Regions from separate parts of the Homo sapiens genome. Here region 2 is linked to region 1. Evidence: chromatin loops called from intact Hi-C (ENCODE). Cell type or tissue: heart right ventricle. All regions are shown on one strand.

The links. Hi-C counts contacts between places; a loop is a spot of excess contacts. Peaks named below come from ENCODE experiments on the same cell type or tissue, not always from the same donor. Only the 100,000 strongest peaks of a DNase experiment are listed, where the experiment ranks them.
Region 2: it touches region 1 in a loop (4-fold over the local background); 18 of 110 quality-filtered maps call a loop at or near these places.

The regions. Positions count from the first base shown.
Region 1 is chr14:33,789,769-33,797,768 of GRCh38, reverse strand. It overlaps NPAS3 (neuronal PAS domain protein 3), which reads right to left. Exons shown (of 12, transcript NM_001164749.2): 10 at 3,725-3,872; 11 at 188-312. Among named protein-coding and RNA genes, the nearest start is that of SNORA89, 85 kb to the right of the region's middle. In heart right ventricle, CTCF peaks have their summits at 4,700 and 4,900 (motif pointing right); a DNase peak (open chromatin) is centred at 4,898; H3K4me3 peaks cover 874 bases; H3K27ac peaks cover 452 bases.
Region 2 is chr14:33,472,348-33,480,347 of GRCh38, reverse strand. The region is part of intron 4 of NPAS3 (neuronal PAS domain protein 3); the gene reads right to left. Among named protein-coding and RNA genes, the nearest start is that of SNORA89, 230 kb to the left of the region's middle. RefSeq lists enhancers at 2,091-2,656, 4,222-4,832. In heart right ventricle, a CTCF peak has its summit at 4,497 (motif pointing left); no DNase peak of the experiment used is centred here.

The DNA of each region.
Region 1 (8,000 bases):
GTGGTGTACAATTATATATATGTGTGTCTGGAGAGAGGCAGACACTCAGTAATAACTTGATGTGACATATGTCTCTCTGAAATGTGACCAGTTGCTTTGCCTCTGATGATGGCCCTCTGGCTGTTGCCCACCCCCTGCGCGTGGTGGGCAAGCTTCACTGAAGAACATGGAAAAGAAGGAATAATACCTGTAATACCTGAGGTGTCTTTAGAGTCTGACTCAGAGTCGGATGTCTCCGAGGATTCGGAAGTTTTCTCCGGCAGATGGGGGAGCTGTGCGATGTCCATGGGTGTGTCCTTGTACTCAGGATTGCTGTGGAAGGGAGGCACTGGTCAGGAGTGCAGACACCCATTCTGCATGGTTTGTTTGGACCATCTTCTCCCCCACTTCTTTGTCCCAGACTTCTGGAGTTTAGAAAGTTTCAAAGACTAAACATGAAATCATTTCTCAGCTCTTCATGGGATTTTATGGAAGCTTGGCTTGCATGTGCCAAGGCACAGGTGCACCCTGCTGCAATGATCGAATACCCAAATCCCTGAAAGCCATGGAGAGAAGCTTTTAAATAATCAGGTACCACTGGGGGTCAGGAAACTGTGCTGCTTGACAGTACACCTGGGGGAAGGGAGGATGAGAAGTACTCTCAACAATTCATTCCCATGTCTCCTGGTGTGTCGTGTCTTCTCTTGGGCTCCTAATGAGTCCATGGCCTCAGTACCTTTGTTTTGGGCCCTTGATGTAGCTTCTCAGCCGCTCAGATGGCTCCCACGCTATTGGTGGGGCAGCAGAGCCTTTGGTGCCTATCTGACAGATGCACAGGTGCACCTTGGGATGCATGGATTATGGCTACCAAACTGTCAACACACCCATTACAATCACATTTTCATCTGCTCGTGTGGTGTACACCTGTGGCTTGTTAGCTGGAAATCTGATTGCAGTGGGGAGAGTCCCAGTGTGAAAGAGGCCCTAACAGAAGGGATCTAACCTCACTTGCACAAATGTGCTTAATTTTTGTTCTATTTTTAGTTTGGAAACAAGGCTCTTTTGGAAGAGAGAGCATGTTGAGTCAGTTTGACCTGTCTTCTGGAAATGCCACTCCAAGGCCACCTGATGGATGAGGAGAGTAGGCTCCTGTAATCTGAAGGCACAAGGAAATCCTCCTGCTTCAAAATGGGAAATGCCTCTTCGATTTTTCCATGATGGCTAGCCAAGCAGAGACTTAAAATTGATGATTACTGACTCATTTGCTAATCTCTAGCGAAATTCCTATAGTAAAGAGTCACTGTTTCAGTAACTACTCTAAAACTGCAAATGTTCCTGGGAGGGGTAATTCACTAAAATGGATTATCAGGCATTTACTCCTTCGTGTGAATTAGCTTCAGCAGCAAAGCTTTCTCTAGATAATCAGATGAGACTAATGGTGGGAAGGTGGACTCTGTCTCTGAATACTCTGAGTCTATAATTCTGTTAAGTATCACGAGGGAATGGGAAGAAGACTGGAGGAGCAGTAGTTTCAGAACAGGGAAGGACAAGCCTGGATTGGGGCCTGGGTGCAAGGGTTCTGGGCAGGAAGAAGTGATGTGAAAGTATTGCTCAGGGAAGAATAATAGACAAGAATGTGGGAAAGAAAACCAAACTTCTGTAGTTGCTATATTGCCAGGGCCACATCATTTTCTTACTAGATCTTTACCCTATAGAGGTGATACCAGTAAATGGCTGTCTTGGTGGAGTTTCCCCTGCTAAAGCCCATCTACCTTAGTCTTCTTTGGGGGCTCACAGATCACTTGCCCTACAATTTACAGTCCTTTATCATTGACTTCAGGGAGTGTTTTTAGGTCAGCTAAAACAGGTCTTCTATGCCTGAGATTGAAGCTTTTGAGGTTGAAGACTGGTCTTTGATACCTAAACTTCCTTCCTATCCATATGGGATTTGATGGAATAGAATCACCAAAGCTCATGAGTTTGTACCATCGGATCCTAGGCTAGATCAATGGTATTCAGAGACTGATTGCTTAGCTCTTCTTACTCCTTGCATTTGTGGGCAGAGGAGGAAGTCATGAGGCTGATGAGGCAGTAAGAAAGATCCAGATAGGAAGAAATCTCAGAGAATGGGAGTAACAACTACATAGATGACTTCAGTATCTATGTTTCATCAACATGGGAGCCAGACACTGCTAGCCCTAGGGTGCCTGTTTCCAGCGTTTAATTCTTACTGGTGATGGGTCTCCTTGTCACAATATCATTTTGCCTAGCAAAAGAATGTCAGTGCCACAAGACCTTATTCCATTTTCTGTCTGGCATGTGAGTTTTTATAACCACCTGCATTCCCTATAGTAATTATTCCATAAAACTCTATGTACAAGGATTCCTTGATATCAGAACTCATCTTGAACACATCACAAACACGGGGGAGACTTTGCACGGAAATCAGGCCTTGGAGAAAGCCACACTCAATACACATACTTTTACCTTTAGAGAGAATTAATGTAGAGCAGAAGAGGTCAAAAAAAAGGAAATAGAAAGTAGATAAATGAAGACTCTTTTAAGTGGTGCACATTAAGGCCCTCTCTAGAGCAATAATCATTAGTGTCTGATTGATATGCTGTTGGTAGCAAGCACATTCATGCCTTCAAGTCATCACCAAAGTATGTGAACACACTCTGAAGGGCCAGTGTGCTGATGAGCCATGGTTGTTAGCTTCCCAGCTCCACTTGGCTGTCTCAAAGAAAAATGGGATTCAGGTACTCCCTGTCTAAATTATCAGCCAAAGGGCACCAACTTCCATTCCCAAGACCTATTGGAAATTTTCCTACTCAGACCACGTGTGGGCTCTGCTTGGTGGCTTTAGGCCAGGAGAAGCCAAAGACCAGAATGATGGGGGTGGGAGGGAGCCAGGCCAAGTGCAGGATTGGTGGAGAACTTCCCAGAAAGCCTGCCCCCAAACTCAAGATGGCCCAATCTGTGGGTCTTGGTTACTTTTCTGCTAGTTTGAATCCAAAGGCAGAATGTAGACTGGGAAGGGGAGAGAAATGGTGTCTCACACCAGAATTTAGGAAGCAGTTGAGCTTGGGCTCACTTGCAGATAGACTGTTAAGGACACATTTTAAGAGCAGTAAAGCTTGCCAAAGATCACAAAGCAGTGGGCCAAAAAAAAAAAAAAATTGCCTTCATTTTTTACACCGCTATTGTTTGATTCCGGCAAAGCAACTCACTTTGTTTACCGAAACTTTAATGCCCAGGAAGTCAAACCCTATGTAATATGCTAAGGGCATCAAAGGGAAGAAATATAAGAGGAATATAATGTTCCCTGCCACTTTTCTCCCGCTCTGTTTTACTTCATTTCCACAAGAACTGGAGTGTGTGAGTGTGTGTGTGCTGGGGAAGAGGAGATGCTTTTTGAATGCTTCAGCTGTAGGCTGAAGTCTGTATTATTCTGGCCTAAGCATTTGTGGGAAAACCAAAGCAACTTCTGCAGAGATGCCCAAATGTTGACAGACCAAGAATGATTGAAAATCTTGAAATCTTTCCTGCAAGTCCCTTCCAACATAGTTTGATCTTCTCACATTTATTTGAATCTTGTGGAAAGAACAGCAGAATTGCCATGAAATTCCACACCAGGTACTGTCAAAAGATAATATTCACAACATGTCGGCTATTAACCATAGCCATATTTTATATGGCATATTTTATAACCAGGACAGAAATAGAAAAGAAGTAGAAAATATACCTAAGAAGGTAATTCACCCAGATGATATTCTTTTCATTTGCATTCTTGGCATTAATAGCTATGGTGGCACTGGACTGTATCCAAATATATCCTCCGTTCTTCTGCATCCAGCGATAGTACTTTGTCACACACTGACCCTTATTCAGCACTGGCGAAAAAAAACAAAACAGAGGCATTGTATTAAGACTGGGATCAAATAACTTTTTTTTTTTTTTTATCTCTGCAAAACCTTAAGCCTAAAAATGGGAGGACCTACACCAAGCCAGGGTGACCCTCTGTATGCTTAATATAGAATGCCATTAGTAGGACAAATGAAATCAATTCAGTGGAGCGGCAGCTCTGGAGCCAGGGTTACTGGCATTTGTAGCAAGACTTTATTCCGTTTTGGGCAGCCATGGTGTGAAAAGAATAAAAGGACTACAAATCTCTTTGGCTCACAGAACACCTAATGCGGTGTGGATATTGTCAATGGATTTGACATCAGATGGTAAGAAAGGCAAATTTGTATGTGATTTATTCATAGCTTGGAGGTAGACCTCTTTGAGATTCTGGATATTTGAATGGTTCCAAAGATGCTTTACCCCTCGTCTTTGATCGTTTCTCCTCCGTGTGAGCAATCTCAACCCGCGTCCTTATATGTCTGTTCCTTTTGATCTTGTCTAACAGAATTTATAGTCCTCCGATGAACTAAATTTACACTGGTCAGTCGGGGGAGATTCTGGTGAGACTTCGCTGAATGTTGGAACAAAATAAATTCCCCAGTGGAGTCAGAGAGAAACACTGGCCTAAGGGAGGCACAGAATTGACTTGGCTGGAGCCAAACAGAGTGACAGCTCCACACAGACTCTGAAATATGGCCCCAAATGAAGGAGCAAGTAAAAACAATCAGTAATGTGAAACGGTGCCATTAAATACCCACTGAAAGAGAGCTTTAAAATGCAGATGTTAAAAATGATACTTGAACCAAAATCTCGCCAAGTTGAAATTGATTTGATTTGTATCTGGGTACTCCTGAGCTAGTAAAAGGGGAAAGCACAGTAAATCATCCCCTGAAATAAAGTGCTGTGGATGGGAATGGTTTAAAAGGGTGCCGGAAATGTGGAAAACCTGCTGTTATTACTTGGCTGCGGATCGCAGCAACTCGGCGCCCCGCGAAAGCTCACCGGCTGGCTGGCCACTAGAGGGCAGTGTGCACTCATCTACGTCGCCCACTTTTGGCATGTCCTTGCCTCCGTCTGCTGAAATGAAAAACCTCTAACTGCTGTAATAAATTTGGCTAAATTAGCTGCTAAATGGTTATCTCAAGTAATATGTATTTGCATTAATCATCTTGCTCTAAACCAGAACAAGCCAGAGTCCTAAAGACGTAGTAAATTCATATTGTCCATTTAATTACGGCTAATAAGTGCTTCATATACAACAGTTTCATGAAGTACATTTAGATTTTTTTTTTTTTTTTTTTTGGAGGGGGGTGGATGGGTGTGAAGGGAAGTCACTTTGGAAAAGGGCTGTGTTTAAGGCTGTGGAAGCTCTTCTCATCTTGTCCTGAGCCACTCTTCCTGGCTCTGAAAGTGCCACATCCATCTATTACATCCATAAACATATAAACTTGGAAGGTTTTCTTCCATTCTCCTTTTTTTTCTCACAGCACACTAACGGGACCGTTGTAAAATTTGGTAATTATGTCTTAACTGTTACTTGAAAAAGCCTCACTTTGATGAGTGTTTCAAATCATAACAAGTTTCATTCTGAAACTCCTCACCAGTTTAGGGTGTTTTGAAGGCCCGGAACTGTCACCTTCTCTTGGTGGCGTGGCTCCACAGGTTGCATTGTACTCTCCTTTTGTAGGCAATTGTAAGTTCTGCCATTCTGCATGCATGGCTTCCCAGGCTACAAAACTGCGTGGTGAAGCTGAAAGCAGTAAAATACTAACTCTGCCATACAGCTCTTCTGTCAAACCATTGTTGCATGCAACAAGATGTGCTTTTATTCAAATCCTCTCAACCTGGTTAACTATTAACAGAGGAACGATGGGTTATATAATTCTGTCCACTATTTTCACAGAGAAAACTTACAGCACCCCAATCAGTGGTTGGGGGTATAATTCTGTCTGCTTTGTGTCTGGAATGAGGAATAATTCCAAATGGTTCTAGTATGTTTAACAAAGGCAAAGAGACTAAGAAGCCCCTTTTTAGAATCACATGAAGAATACATTGAGATGGCAGGCCAGATCAGCACAGCCTGCCTGGGAGTTCTAGACTAGAATTTGACCAAAAGCAGGCAAAATTTTAAAAAGAATTATCTCCACTTTACAAAGTATACAAAAGGGGCAAAGGGATAAAGGAGTTATAATATCAAATTAGAATCTGCAGAATCAATGTAAAGATCACCCCCTCCTTCCTGATAATACTTTCTCTTAATAAAATCCCAATTTGGAAATAGACATCCAGCCAAACGTTTGGCCTCCCCAGTGGTCTGCACGTATGTGTAGCGAAGGGGGCTGAAAGGCTTCTTTGCTAAGGGACCGTATGGTGTCATCTTTTTGAATTACAGTAGGATGACTCTGGGTCTACCTAAATGGATCTGTGTTTCCTGAGAAGATAAATCCAGCACTCGTTTGTTAGGGCCCATGAATATAATAATACAGCTTTCTTTATCACCCAGGCCAAGGGTCAGCTAGCAAGAGAGGAGAGCTAAATATGAGAGGGGCAGGACAGGTGACTTCTGATGTGAGGAGGTATCTGTAAAAAGACTGAAGGGGAAGGGAATGGCTCACGGCTTCCTTGGGGAGTCGGGGAGCCACGTGATAGCCCTTGACTTCCTGTGGTGAATACCACAAAGCAGGTTCGGGAGCCCACCGTGGGCGGCTGAAGAGGACGAGTTTGACTGACCTGTGGTTTTACCCTGGGCCAGTCTGACAGGCAGAATTCCTAAAGGGTAGGCAATCTCACTTGGTCTCTCCTAGGGATTGGTGTTTTCTGAATGAGACCCCCAAGCGCCAGTGGGAATCTAGATAACTACAGATACGGTGCAGAGTTGGGACAACATGTTTACCAAAAAATCACCCAAGTTGCTTTTGGTTTGCAACAGATCTTGTAAAAGAAATCATAATGTTTGGGAGGCCAAGGTGGATGGATCACTTGAGGCCAGGAGTTCGAGACTAGCCTGGCCAACATGGTGAGACGCTGCCTCTACTAAAAATCCAAAAATGAGCCAGGTGTGGTGGTGTGCACTTGTAATCCCAGCTGTGAGGGAGGCTGAGGCACAAAAATCGCTTGAGCCTGGGAGGCGGAGGTTGCGGTGAGCTGAGATTGCACCACTGAACTCCAGCCTGGGTGACAAAGCGAGACTCTGGCTCAAAAAAAGAAAAAAGAAATCATAATGGAATTTAGCTTCTTTAAAAAATGAAAAAGAAATACCTTTTGCTTGGGCCTCCAGAATGTAAATTTATGACTTTGGGATGAAGCTTCTTTCCTTGGAAAAAAAAAAAAAAAGTCATACTGGCAAATCAGTTGGATCATTCCAGCTGCGCCAGAGGCAGGATCTGACAGCTTTTCCTGAACTCATGTGGTCCTAATCAGCTCAAGAAGAAAAGCCACCTTGGTGCCAGTTTGAAAGGATTTTTAGTGTGTAATAAATTAGAGAACTTGAAAAACACAGAAAAAACTTTTTTGATTCTCTTCAATCCAGTGGCTGTTGTTTTTTATTTTCAAGTTTTAGGTTTAAGCAGTGAGAAAGGAGAGAATATTTGAATAAGTTTATTTCATAAAATTCCTTTTGCGGGAATAACAAAAATAAGCACCACGTGAGTTACTTGATATGAAAGTCCTTAAAAAGAGTTAATTGTCCCTTGAAAAGAGATAGATACTCATCACACAATGAGCTTAGGAGTAAAGTCATAACCATGTCTACAAACTACAAAGGGAAAGGAACAGAGGGAGAGGAACTAGAAGGAGAGATTCTAATTTGAATATCACATCCTTGTCATATGGTCTAGGTACCTCTAACATGTAACCTGGCATCTTTTCTTTGGTTTATTCCAAAGTTTACTTTCTACTCTCCAAAATTTTTGGGCTGAGCAACCTGTGTGTCTCTCGCTGAATTCACTGATCGTGTCAAAGCATCTCTAGAATTATGTCTTTAAAGTTGTACTCTAGGCCGGGCGCGGTGGCTCACGCCTGTAATCCCAGCACTTTGGGAGGCCGAGGCGGGCGGATCACGAGGTCAGGAGATCGAGACCATCCCGGCTAAAACGGTGAAACCCTGTCTCTACTAA
Region 2 (8,000 bases), 320 kb after region 1:
TCCTCACTGACTTTCTTTTTGTTCTGTAGTTATAGTTGTATATCTACGTATCAGTAAATCACTCACGCTGTATTAGAGGCAAATAGATAGAACAACTGTCAGTTCTTATTAAAATGCTTCTTAAAATGTATCTTCTAATACTGCATAAAGTTACGAAGTGTTGAGTAGAGAATAAGACCTACTCTATCCCAGCGACATCTCTCAGGCTTTGTGTTGCAATTCCATGATCCTCTCCCTTCTAGTACATATACTACTTATAACATCAAAAGGGCTTCGTGCTTCTTTTCAAAAGGAATTTACTATCCAAAAGGTTGAGTTTGGGAAACGAGCCAACTCAAGCCTCCTGAGAAAAAGGGGAAAACAATCTCATTTATTTAGAAACAAGGATAATTTTGATAATGTTGGAAATGTCTTTCCCATACTTTTTTTTTTAATTCTCTAAGTCATGCAAGGGGTTCTAGAGAGCCTGAAACCCCAAGAAATTCTTCACAAATGGAAAGAAATAAGTGTGTTCAAAAATTGCATCCTGTCAAAAGGACAAACGCATTTCCTTCTGTCCCAGAAAGAGGGAGCTGGCAAAGGAGACAGCCAGAAGGGTTAAGCACAAGAGGAGTTTTGCACAAAATTGGAGATCAAGAAATATTGATTGGCGCTTGCTAAGATGGAGAGACTGACCGAGGAAAAGTGCCCACAGAGTGTCGGTGTTCTTTTGATGCTGCCAACTCCTATAAGAACTTTGCTGTACCCTCTAGGGATCACAAGCTGCACTTTGAAAACATGGCTTTAGAGCTTTTCTTAACAGCACACAAACAGAAATTCCTTTGGGGGTAACTTGTTTTATTTTATTGTCATCTATAACATTTGCATTAATGATGTGACAGAGTGACAAGTGGGTGAAGGGTGGTCTAGATAAGCATCTAGGTGACAGTGACCTCCTGTCTTCACTAGGGACCTCACAGTTTGGGGGTGGGGTAGTAAGGCTAGTCTACACTCTGCTGGTAGAGACTAGTGGTGATGGTACCAGTAATATACATCTAGTGGCAAAGCATATATATTTATTACCCTTGCTAGAGCGAGCTGTAAGTGCAGGCAACATGCATGCATTTAACATTAAAAAGGAAAAGCATACTCTTCATAAACATGCATTTGCTAATCTTAGTTGGCATAATGAAATAGCTGAGGTACCTTAGCACAAAGAAATATTAAAGCGCATTGGTTTAACAATAATGTCGTGCTTTAACTGCACGTTTATTTTCCTTAGCCTTTTATTGCCATAATGACATTGGTTAAGTTAAATAGAAGTCAGCATCATTTGGCCGGAATTGACAACAATTAGGAAAGCTGCCTAGCTGTGATGTTTCTACCTTCCCTGATAACTATGGCCAATGAACAAGTTATTGTGTCTAAGGAACTCCATGGTAGAAGAGACTTTAATGAGATTGGCAGCCAGAGAGTTAAAGGCAAATTCAAGGCCATGAGATTAAGGCTCAGGGTAAAAGGCTTTTCAACCCTGGACCTCAGCCAGGATATCAAAAAAGAAGATAACACAAGTATAATGTTTTCCAATTGCCAGTGTGCCGTTTCCAAATATTTGACTATTCTGTATCAATGTTTAAGTTTTAGTTCATGAGATTACAGGGCTATTCAAGATCATTAATAGTAGTCCCTGTTTTGCCCAAACGCAACTTTCTAAACATACAAAATTCATCAGGCCTGGTAGTGATCCTGCAAAACAGAGTGAATCTAACACAATAGAATTCCAGGTATGATATAAATCAAATTTTACTTCATCTGTCTTCAGGGGTGGGAGACTGGCAGAGTTCTAATCATATACATATTTAAATTTGTAATCAGACTCCTTGGGAGGACAGGCTGTTGTGTTTACCAGGAGCTTATCGCTAAGGCTTCTGGGGACTAAGAATGGTTGGTTGTAAATCCTGTCATTTTGGTGACTTAATATTTTATATTATCATGATATTAGCATAATTGTGACCTCTGCATTGTAGCATTTTATGTGTTTCCAGTGTAACTTTTGATGCTTTACTAAAGTCAACAAAAATTCCCATTATTCCCTCTTTTAGAGCACATTTGGCATGAAGTATTAAGGTTGATTTAATGTTATTAGTGCTTAAAGTGGTGCAAAATCCATGAATATACACATCCATCTCCCAGTTCACCGTAACACTGCCATAAAATGCTAGGAAATGAGTGATAAACATTTCCTCTCCGTTTTTTCTCTTTCCCTAATTTTTCCTGCTGGAGGCTCTGCCTCTACCCAGAGGGCATGCGAGTGTTGCCAGTTCCCCCACACAGATCAATCACTAGGGCTTCCACATGCCCACATAATAGCACAACAGGAGAGCTTGGCTCAGCTGCAAGCCTCATTAAAACTATTCTCAAAGTAACAGCAAGGTTTGGGGAGCACTCTACTTGGACCAGACTCTGCATATTTTCCAAGATAATGACCACAGAAGAAGCATTAGAGGACATAGTTCCTTTTATTTGTGATTTTGGCAAGTTACAAAAAATAGTGAAGCAAAGCTAAGTATTTCAAAGGATGTCCAATGGCAAACTCTTTTTTTGAAATTCTTAGTGAAAAATTATTACTATGGTAAAACTACTGAGGCTTGAAGGGCTGTAAGGGGCAAATGAACTTGGAGAGACTAAGAAGCTCCGATTTTCTGGCTTTTGGATCCGAAGTGTTTAATCAGAACTAGCAGGGAAACCTAAGTCCAGAAGTCACCCCATCATGGGTCCCAAAATATTCCATAGGCTACTTATATGGCTGTGTGTGTGTGCTGTGTGTATGTGTGCTATGAGTGCATGAGTACGTATGTTCTGTGAATGAGCGTGTTGTATGTGACTGTGTGTTTGTGTGTGTGTTGGGCACATGATCACGTTATCTCTGTTCAGAGTTAGGGATGGACGGTGAGAGCAATGTCAACATCAAAACACAGGAGTCCCAAGTTGATTTTTCCCGTAGATCCCTGTATCATATCCTCTTCTGGGTAGCTTCTCTCTTTCCATAGTGAATCTGGGAAGATATTCCATTACCACAGCAATCTAATGTGTCCACAGTTTGGAAAGAAGAAACTAAAAGGGTTCTGAGAAAAGCATCCTCTCTTTCCACCCCTACCCCCATCACCAAAAGATGAAAGATGGTAAATAGGATCTATTTTTAAAAGACAAAAGAAGCTGAAATTATTAAATCCAGAAGGCAACAAAAGGCTAAAAAGGGTGAATTTATCATTGCATGTGTGTACACAAAGTATTTTTATAAAAAGGGTGTTGACAAACTCTTTTCCACCTCTAAGGAAGACAGAGCAAGATATTAATATTGTAAGATGAATTATTTAAATAAAAGAAAAAGAGAAAGAAGTCCCTGCCTCTTAAGATTTTAGAAAGAGATACTTTGAAATCATGGGCATTTTACTCCAATTCTATTCTCTGTCAAACACTGTCATTTCCAAGTGGTTCCCCAAAAGTCTGTGAGGGTGCAAAATGACTAAAGCAATACAAAGAAAGGCACAGCAGGCAAACTACCAATATATGATGCGGTTCCTGTAGCTCTGAAACAAATACCCCACAAGGTAAAGGGGCCAGGTGGAAAAGCCATGAAAATTGCCATGATGAGAATCCTTAAATAATGAAGTTCCAGTATTTGCTCATTCCCCACATTTTATATTGATGAAACAGAAACAACTGTCCCAAAGTGGGATGGATTTGGAATGAGAAAATGAATAAAAAAATACTCATAAATGTTTAAATTGGGGAATACTAAATTGACAATAGAGGGGTGTATTTTTTCCATTAAGTAGTGTTCAAGTATGATCAAAGTTGTGTAGAAATACCGACATTCAGAGAGGGAAGATTAATATTTATTTGCTTCCACTTCTTATTCTAATGATAACTCTCTACTTAATTGGCCTAGTTAATTTATGAAATCAAATCTAGATCAGTGAAATTGACAAGTAGTCATTGAGGAAAGGATATTACAGTTTAAAAGCATGAAGGATAGCAGTATAAATGATATATGCTATGCTATTAAGCAAGTCACTATAAAGTAAATTACAATGAGCATAGAGGGAATGCATTTTACTGTGTCAAAAACATATTTTTATGCAATGTTCAAACTTTATGTTGAATGGTCAATCTTGACAACAAGATTTCTCTTTCTGACAGCTCATATCTATATTTGGATAAAAACCAACAACGTATTAGAAAGGAAGTAAACTGTACATGGGATATAGCGCTAAGGAAAAACCATCGTTATGTTTGCAAGTCTGTGCCTTTTAGGGAGTCTGTAAGGCACGTCTTATTCTTCACCAGGGAAAGCGCAGCCATGGCTTACTAGTAAATCACGTAGTTTCTCATCAAACGGGAAGTGAGGCTCTAGTCCCATCTCAAAGTGAGGATAGCTATGGTCCTTCTCTGGAAGGCAGAGAAGCCAGGCCAGGCAGCTGGCAGAATTTATTTCACTCTGGTCCATGCCCCCTCTGGTGGCTGAATGCCAGGGTGAAGTAACACAATGAGAAATTGCTTCCCTCTCAGTGGGAGGTGCATTGTTTTCTCTCCCATTCACAAAGGCCCACAGCATTTCCTCAGGCAATTCAGTTTACCTTTAACCCCAACTCTCCAAACCAGAACTAGAAATGCTGTTGTCAAAGAAGACTTCCTCAACAAAACATATAGCAACGGCTTGATGGAAACCAGGAGTGTATAAGGATTTCAGACAGTTCTTGAACTAGTATCTGCTCAAAGATCTGTTTATAAAATTAGGCTTTTTTTTTTTTTTTTTAGATCTTAGTTCTTCCTAGCTCCATGGAAATTTCAGACACATAAAAACTTAAAGTAGGCAAGACTGTGGCATCGATATGCTTTGCACACAGTGAGCACTCAACAGATGTTCTCTAAGTTAAAATGACAAAATCAGACCTATGATTTTTGATGTAAAGAAAAATGCATCAAATTTGTTTTATTCTAATTCTTTTTTAATGTGCATTATTAACTGCATCAATAAGCATGTCAAGTATCCAAACACAACAAAAGGGGAAAATCTTTTATATATTCCATGCCATTATTCTTAAAACTTTCGTGATTAAGATCTATTAACTACAAACATTCTCCAGAATTCAATCTGAGGCCTTCTCTTTTCGTTTTATTTATTCAGAGCTTATCACATTAGATCAAAACTTCTATGTTGATGACTCGATATGTCCTGAACTGATTTTATGTTTCCATCTATGTGGCTTGAAAAAAATTCATTAAAGGTTGAGAGGGTAGGAGTGCATGTCAGCTTCGGAATCAATCAAATCTGTGTTCATTTCCCAGCTAACCCACTCACAAATCACATTACCTTGGGTAAACTACTTAATCTCTCTGAGGCTCAGTTTTCTCATCTACAAAATGGGAAAAATAAAACTTCCTCCTTCACTTGTTGACAGTTTAAATGCACTAAAAATGGGTAAGGTACAGTTAGCATAAGACTACTTGAACTTCATAAGTAATCAGTAAAGTTATTTATTTTTATTTTATTATTGACACCACAATTCATCACAGTTACCCAAACCAAAAACCTAGGCATTGTAATTTTTCCCCTTTCTCTTCACCTCTCACGTTACTAAGTTTTGCTAGTTTAACTTCCTAATCATTCTCAAATTTATACCCTTCTCTTTATCCCTCCTTCCCTGTTCTAGGTCATGGTATGAGCTCTCATTCTCTCTCTCTCTACAAGTAACTTTAAGAAGTTAAATTTGTTTGGTCTAATTAAAAAGCAATCTATTTTTATGCAAAAAGAGTATAGAAATATGTAAAATTAAAGGCGATAGTTTCCTGTAATTTTACCTCCTCTCCGTCCACAAAAGACTTTTGACATTTTTCTGTATATTCTCTTCATTTTTCTTCTATGCATAAAGTAACACATATGTTTTGTATGTTTGTATAGGCAGTTTCCTTGATTATTTTTACTAAACATACTGTAGTTATCTTTCCTTGTCAATATAATCCAGATATATTTCTTTATAATGATCATGTAATATTCCATTTCACATATTTATGGTCAAACTTCTACTCAGTTCATTAATTACAGCATAAATTACTTCTACAAACCTCCTAATAGTTTCCTTTCTAACAGTCTTTTCCCCCTCCAATCTATACCCCATGAAGCAAACAGACTAATCGATCCAAAGTTCAAGCTTGACTCTGTAGTGTCACTGCTTAATACCCTGCATTGATCCTCATTGCCCTGGAGAAAGCGAACGTTCCCTATGGGGTGCAGGATCTCAGTGATCTAGACTCTGCCACCTCACCAGCTTCAGACACTACCATTCCCTGCCTTAATCTTTGCTTGTGATTCCTTGAATAGTACCATATGTTTCTGCTTTCTAGAATGCAGGTGTTGACCAACTTTTTGTAATGGGCCATGTAGTACATATTTGAGGCTTTGTGGATCATATGCCTTCATCACATCTACTTAACTTTGCAATTGTAGTGCTAAAGCAGCCACAGACAACACTGAAATAAATATTGCTGTGGTTCCCATAAAACTTTCTTTACAAAAAAATCAGGCAGCAAGCTAAACTGCATAATTTGACAACTTTGTTTCTAGACAATTTTTCAGTTCAGGTGACACTCCTTCCAGAAAACTTTCTCTCTATTTCCAGTTCTAACTCTCTTCCCATTACACTCAATGCAAGAAGAACACATTGCCTTCTAAAACTGTCGATGTATGTGTTTGGTTTTCTCAGCAGATTATTAACTCCTTGAGGGCAGGACTATGCTTTCTGCCCATCTTTGTGTCTCTAGTACTTACATGCATGACACTTAGTAAGTACTCAATAAATATTCAGTAGATGAATGAATAAATCTCTGGAAAATTATTTTTTAATTATTACTTTGTTCTCTCTAGAAAACATTCCAATTAGGTGATCCGCATTCTCTGAAAGCTAATTAAATTCATCAACTTCTTTCCTCCAGCATCTTTTAACTAGGACTTGCATGTGAATCATGTGGAGGGCTTAAAACACGGGCAGTACTGGGTCTGCTGACAGAGGATTTAGACTCAGGAGGTCTGAGTGAGGCCTTGCATTTATATGTTTTAAATGCCTATTAGGTGAAGATTCTGATGCACGTTCCAGTCATGATACTGATAGAATGCTAGCGTCTCTGCCAATTTCCCAGTTTCCATCAGCCAACCTCCCGGTTCTCCTTGACAATGTGGTATTCTCAGGCCAGGCCTACTCTGCAAAATCTCTCTTTTACTCTGCGAAATCACTATCTTACCCTCATATTTTTATTCTTGACCACAAACACTCTGCAAAGCTCAAGCAAACATGCTTACAGTTCCCCCCGCAGGAAATTTCCGTTTAGATCCACTACTGTTTGATTGGGTTTCGGCTGTTTTTGCTTTTTAAATGGTTTCCATCCGCATTCTATCTCTAGGTTTTCTTATAAGCCTTTTCAAATCCTTTTGGAAAGTAAAATAATATAATCATATCAATAATAAATGTCTTTTTTTTTCTGCTTTGCACACATTTTTTGACTTCTAATCCACCCTCCACCCCACCCCATATACACGCATAGCAAAACCTGCTTTCACACAGGTTTCTCTGAATAAAAGGCAACTTCATCCAGCCACTGAGGACAAAAACACTGGAGTCATCCTTGCCAGTCCTATGGGCTTGACATTCATTTATACAGAATGTGATCATTTCTCACTAACCTCCACTGCTATCAGCTGATTCAAGTAACTACTGTCTCTAGCCTAGAAGATTGTAATACCTTCCTAGTCTTCCAACTTCCAGCCTATTCTCAACAGTCTGTTAGAAAAATGACAGTTAGAGGTGATTCTTTTTGTTTGTTTTTTAAAAACAGCTTTATTGAGATATAATTCACATTAAAGGTATTGTTGTAAAGCCTAAGTCAAATCTTGTCACTCCTTAGCTCAAACCCATCCCACATGGTTTCCCCAAATTACTCAAAATAAAGACAAAACTCCTTAC